2 separate regions of the Homo sapiens genome follow, and region 1 is linked to region 2. A link is a contact called in ENCODE Hi-C data. All regions are on one chromosome and are shown on one strand. Each heading gives the region's core, a stretch centred on a gene start or an enhancer-like site at or near the end of the contact. The rest is flanking DNA. Distances are from core to core; before and after follow the strand shown. Region 1 overlaps DNAH6 (dynein axonemal heavy chain 6). Region 2 holds the start of SUCLG1 (succinate-CoA ligase GDP/ADP-forming subunit alpha).

What was found. A loop is a pair of places that touch in the nucleus more often than their neighbours do. Pooled maps may share reads with other maps.
Region 1: a pooled map shows a loop between it and region 2 (3-fold over the local background). The contact joins the enhancer-like site here to the promoter of SUCLG1 in region 2. A Hi-C loop is called at or near these places in 4 of 50 pooled maps.

Annotation. Positions count from the first base shown.
Region 1 is chr2:84,740,361-84,743,499 of GRCh38, forward strand. The region is part of intron 62 of DNAH6 (dynein axonemal heavy chain 6); the gene reads left to right. Among named protein-coding and RNA genes, the nearest start is that of TRABD2A, 140 kb to the right of the region's middle. RefSeq lists an enhancer at 1,153-1,202. Within about 2 kb of position 1,276, at least 2 of the 41 ENCODE cell types and tissues checked have a DNase peak (open chromatin) inside an H3K27ac peak, as active enhancers do.
Region 2 is chr2:84,457,850-84,460,576 of GRCh38, forward strand. SUCLG1 (succinate-CoA ligase GDP/ADP-forming subunit alpha) reads right to left here and starts at 1,431. Exons shown (of 9, transcript NM_003849.4): 1 at 1,324-1,431. The coding sequence starts at 1,420. It also overlaps a transcript of DNAH6 not described here. RefSeq lists an enhancer at 1,468-1,607 and a silencer at 1,788-1,977.

The DNA.
Region 1 (3,139 bases), core at 26-2,525, 280 kb after region 2:
CAGAGCTGCTGGAGAAGCTTGAGACACAGACTCTTTCAACCCGCATTCCCCAGACTCCAAAGTGAAGAGTCACTTCCAAATCCATGACAGGGCACTGAGAAGAAGGGTGGCGGAGCAAGTGTGACCCCCTCTCCATGTCCATTCCCAGGCTTTGGTGGTACCACCTTCAGTGGCTGGCACTGCACCCATGTTTTCTTTTATCCAAGGGGGTCTTTGGTGGGCTGCACTCTCCCCTCCTTTAGGGACAGTCTGCAGCAAGGGTTAGATCTCCAGGGGAGTGGAGTCTGCCTCCCTCCCACGCCTCAGAGCTGGTGGGGCACTGTTCCCCAACTGACCAAGGAAACAGGCTGGGACACCCCGTTATGACCCATGCAGACCAGTTCTAGGTTGCAAAGCTGTCTCTGACTGAAAGTCTTGCCCTCTGGGAAAAACCTCAGCTTCAGCAACTCTCCTCCCACTCCAGTCTTGTGATGGGAGAGAGCGTAATTCCACCACCTACTACTGGGGCACTCTCCACACTCACTGCTCAATTCTGCCTGTGGGGACCCTTCTCCCCTTCCAGAACAAGCACTTTAATCTCACCTAAGACCAAAATGCTTGCTGTGGCCACCGCTGCCAGGTTACCAAACAATGGCTCTAACCTCTCAAAATGGTGTCAGCCATGGGCTTGCACCTAGAGAGTGGGGAGCCCCTCTCAGGCGAGCAGCATGGACGAGAAGCTGTGAGGAGTGTGGTCCACTCAAGTCTCAGTCTCATAGCAGCTCGTAGCAAGGCATTGGACATTGTCCTAGGTATATATAGGAGAGCCTTGGTCCCCTTTCCCTGCTTGGCTGGGTGGCAGCAGCAGTCACATCAGCCCAAACTCAGGCCAAGGATGAGGCACAGCTCAGCACTACATTCTCAAAATGGTGCCTTGGGCCTGAAAACAGGGAGGGCGGATCACTGCCCAGGCAGGCAGCATGATCAAGAAGCTGTGGGGAGTGTGGTTCATTCACATCTGTCTCACAGCAGCCTGCTACAGAGCTGTGAGTATTGTCCTAGGTATGAGTAGGATGACCTGGTCTCCCTGTTCTTCCTTAGCCAAGCAGAGGCTACAGCCACATCAGCCCAAACTAAACAAAGCATGGAGCTCAGCCCAGCATTAAACTCTCAAAAGGGCACCTTGGGCCTGGGGCTAAAGAGGGTGGGGCACCATTCAGGCAAGCAGCATAAGCAGGAAGCTGTGAGAAGTGTGGTCAACTCATATCTCAGTCTCAACAGCAGCTCATAGCAGGGCAGCAAGTACCCTCTAGGGGGTGCATGAGTGTGCCCGTTCTCCCCTCTCCCTCCCTGGAGCAGCACAGTGGCTGCAGCTGTGTCTGTAAATCCCCAGGATCTGGGTTCTCAAAATGGCACCCAGCTGAGGCTGCACCAGGCTCGGATTCCTGTGGGATTGTGTGTGGGTTCCCTTTCTAGAGAAATGTCTCTGTACAATCTTTAGGCAGTTCCATATGTCAGGCACAAGGCCCTAGTGGGTCAAGGGTTTCTCCTGTAGCCAAGATCTTAAAACCCTGTTTTGGAGCTCCAGGGATTTCCCTCTTACTGTTTCCCTGCATCCAGGACCATCTCCCAGCCCAGTCAGTTCCTGGCTGCGCAAGCTAACTTGAACCCTCTCCTTACTTACTTCTGGTACTTCATGTCTCTTCTCTAATGAATCCAAGCATTCTCTCCTAGATTACCTGTTTGAACTGTGAGTATCTGCTTACTATTCTGGCTCTTCTCCATGGAGGCAGCACGCAATACCTGCATCTAGTCAGCCATCCTGACCTAAAACCTCAAAATACATCTTCTAATATTAATATTATTACAGCAAGCCTCTCTTAGTACTCCCACTCTATATATTTCTGCACTCTTTACTTTCCATTTTTTGTGTGTCATCATTATGTTTTTGGTGTATCTTAGTAGGATTTTGTTGTTGTTTTGAGGAACATGAAAGTCTTTCTTTTAACAGACAAATTTTAATTTGATTATATTTATTATGGCTATTGATTTATTTAAGTTCTTCTTGACTGAGGAAGATTTCCATTTGACAATGTCTAGAGACATTTTTGTTTGCCACAACTGGGGTGGTGCTACTGGCGTCTGGTGGGTAGAGACCAGAGATGCTACTACACATCCTACAGTGCTCAGAACAACCCTCCACAACAAATAACTACAGCATCCAAAATGTCAATATTAGTAAAGTTAAGAAACTCTGATCTGTTTGGACTTACATTGGTCATCTTTATTTTGGGCATATTTTTCTGCCAGCTTTTTCTTTGCTTCCTTTTTTCTTCTTTCTTCTTCCTTCTTCCTTTCTTTATATCCTTTATTTCTCCTCTCCTTCCTTTCTTCTTCAGTTGCATCATCCACACTCTTTATTTTCCCCTCTACTGATTTGAAATTCTATTTTTATTTTTTGGTAATTACTCTTATACTTCTAATATGAATATTTATTTAACTAAGTAAACCCATTAAGTGTGGTGGTTTAAAGTCTACATTAACCAGAATTTCTAAGATCCTAATAGATTTATTGGATTTCTAAATGAAGACTAGGGGGAGAAAAAGCTGTTCAATAAATGCATTAACTTATTGAAAAGTGCATTCCCCCCTAGTCTTTTGTCCCCCACTAGTAAAAATTGTTTCTATGTTATGCACCAGTTAAATGAGACAGCTAGAGGTAGAGATAGAACACAAAAAGAAAAATACTCATAGAAGAAACCCAGAGATGGACAGTTAGGGACAGACCCAAAGCAGAAAGGGCTAGATGGAGCCTCATCTACACAGAGGCAAAGGAAGAGGGAAGGTGTGGAGGTTGAAAAGCAAAGTAATTATAGGGACAACTCATAATTTTTTCATAGAAAGCACCATGTGTTATCCATATCTTTGAGACTAAAATTGCAACAATTTAAAAAAACTTTCCTGTTTTTATGTGTTAGATTTCAAGGTTTGTTCCAGAAATGCTACAGACTTATGAAGGTTTGTACATAGTTTGATAGGTGGCTGGTATTCTAAAAGTGAGCTTTAGATATTTACAAGTGATGTCTAATTCCATTGTCAATCTTACCTTCAGAAACTTCCTAATTGCCTTAATCTTTTGTCTTTCTTGATTTCTAAGTGC
Region 2 (2,727 bases), core at 181-2,680:
CAAGAATCTCCAGAAAGCTTTACCAAACAAACCATTTCATACTTGCTAACGTTATCTAGCCAGACCTTTGTCCTCAAGTGATTGGCAACTAAGTGTTAGCTATTGAGTGCACACTCATCAATGTACACTTTCAGAATGTAATCTTCTCAAGAAAGGAATTAAGTCTCATAAAATATTCAGTACAAGCAGAATTAAGAGCAAAGCGGAAAAAGAAAACTAACTTTGAGTGTTTGTTACATACGAGATGCTTTATATAAATTGCTCCACTTATTCTGCAGTGAACCCAGATCATCCTGTACATCATCATTGCTAAAATGCACATTTTTTTTCACTTTTTAAAAAACCAGGATACATGTGACAACCACTGGTGTGTCACAGTTTTAATAAGCAATCGTTCTTCATTGTTAGTGGTAAACAAAATAATGGTCCACCTTACAAGTGATGGTGCTTCAGGCCCCTTAAAATGTGTTAATATTTTCATGTGATTGGAAACACTGAAAAACAGATTAAGTGTCCAGGGTTATTACACAGACTGAAAAGGGACTAGCCAGACTTCAAACCCTGATGTGGCTGATTCCAAAGTTTCTTTCTACTATAACCTACCTGACAAGCACAGAGACTTTGAATATGGCAAGAATTTTCCATAGTCAGCGTGTCTCAAAGACTAGCAACCTTGGGTACTAAGTTTTCGGGAACGGATGTGTCCACAAATCGCCTGGTGGAGACACTGCAAATAAGCTGGTTTAGGTCCCAGCCAACCATAAGCTTCTAGTAGTCTATGCGGCTATGCCGACCCCACTCCGTGTGCAGAAACCATCTTTCCCTGACATACAATCCTGCAGAGGGGGAATTCGAAGTGCAGGACCTTTCCGTACTAGGGACAGCCTCATCCCCCAACTTCCTACTGAGACACTCTTCCTCTACCTCTCAACCCAGACCCTTACCTTCCCCACCAAGTTCACCTTGGACCTCTTCATCCCCAACTCCAAATAAGGCCAGTCTAGACGCCACCCCCATCCTGTCATTTGTCACCGCGGGGCCGAGAGCAAGCTCCCAAATTTGCAGGGCTCCCGGACCCGAATCCTGGCTCAGCCACCCAATATCTCCATCTGCCAGCGGCCTAAGTCATGCCCCCCGCCCCACGTATCCAGCAAAGCTCCTTCCACCGTAGGGGTCCCCGACTCGAAGCCGGAATCCCAAGCGGCTCCCAGGCCCCCGCCGAGGTCCAGCCCTGAGGGCCCAGCCGCGGCCTGGGCCAGGAGGTTGGGTCCGGCGGGGCCAATAACCCGCGGGCGCCAGGAAGACAGTACTGGCTGGACTCACGGAGGAAGCTGCGCGACAGGAGACGGGCGGCGGCGAGGCCGCTGCTGCCGGAGACCATGGTAGCGATGTCAGCGGCAGCGGCAAGGGTTGCGGTCATACGCCAATGACACTCCCAGGCCCCCGGGGACCTCCCAGGGGCAGAGGCCGGAGGAGGCAGAGGGTGGCCACAGCAGTCGCCTGAACAAATTTCCCTTTACAGAGGATTCTTCACGAAACAGCGGGAATGGCAGGTGAAGACAAAGAGGCATCCTATCGGAGAGGCAGATAATAACTCGGCTCCTTCCTAGAAATGTGGGTTTGATTAACATTAATTATAACAGCAGCTGAGGGAAAACCCCACGCGAGACTGGCCAGCGCGTGGCATTGTGGGCAATGTAGTCTGACGGCCGCGACTGGTTCGTAGCTTTTGAGTGAGGCGGCGGGAAGGGAGCGAGGGAAGAGCGGCAGTGAGACCGGGGAGACAAGGGACTTGAAGACTAGGAGGGAAGAAACAGCGAGGTGAGGTGCGAAGAGCAGTGCCAGAACTTTGTATCCCAGGCCCATCTCCTTCCCCCTTCGTTTTCCTCGTTTGCTATTAGAGAGAATAATATTTCTCACCGCGTACCTGTGCCTGGACCCGGAAGGGTTGCCGCTGGGGACGGGAATTCGAACTGGCACTGGTGGCCTGTGAAGGGAAAGATGTGATGAGAAAGACCAAAACCTATCTTACTGACAGTTAACTTCTTGGAATGTGAATTTTTTTAGTTAAATAATCATGCAGTCTTTGACTAGCACTAAGTGCATGAGTGTTTATTCCCTGAGGATCCTAAGGGCTGAAATTCGAGGTCAAATGTGACTTTGCTCCCTGATTGGACAAACAGTTCCCTCTTCTGTAACAGCTTTAGAAGGAACCTCAGAGAGTCCCAGAGTCAAAAGGTAAACAAGAGATGAAGTAATCTGCGTCTCTGCCGAAAATCGTGCTCCTGAGATTCCTCATCAGAATTGTCAATAAAATTGCAATCCTAATTTACTTAGGTAGTCATTATAATTGGCACTGAGCTGTGGGATGGATGAGTGGGATTACCCCAGGAGATTGCCCAATACTTCCTTTATGATCCAAATATTGTCATTAACAGGTTGGACTTCACTGCAAATAAACTCCTCCCTCATGGATCATGTTCTTGTGATAACTAAATTCCTCAGAGTTAAATAGTATCAGTGGTTTCCAGATATATCCATTATAACAAAATGGACATTTTTATGGCAAATAAATAGAAAATCCCTTGCTATTTTAAATAGCAAAATTATTCCTGAGCTGTCGCTTGATAAGTTATATGTTTAGTTTCATTTAATTGATAAAATGCATGATGACAAAAAATATAATTTCAGTACACTTTTAATGAAAATTTGTATTTCCATGAAGAC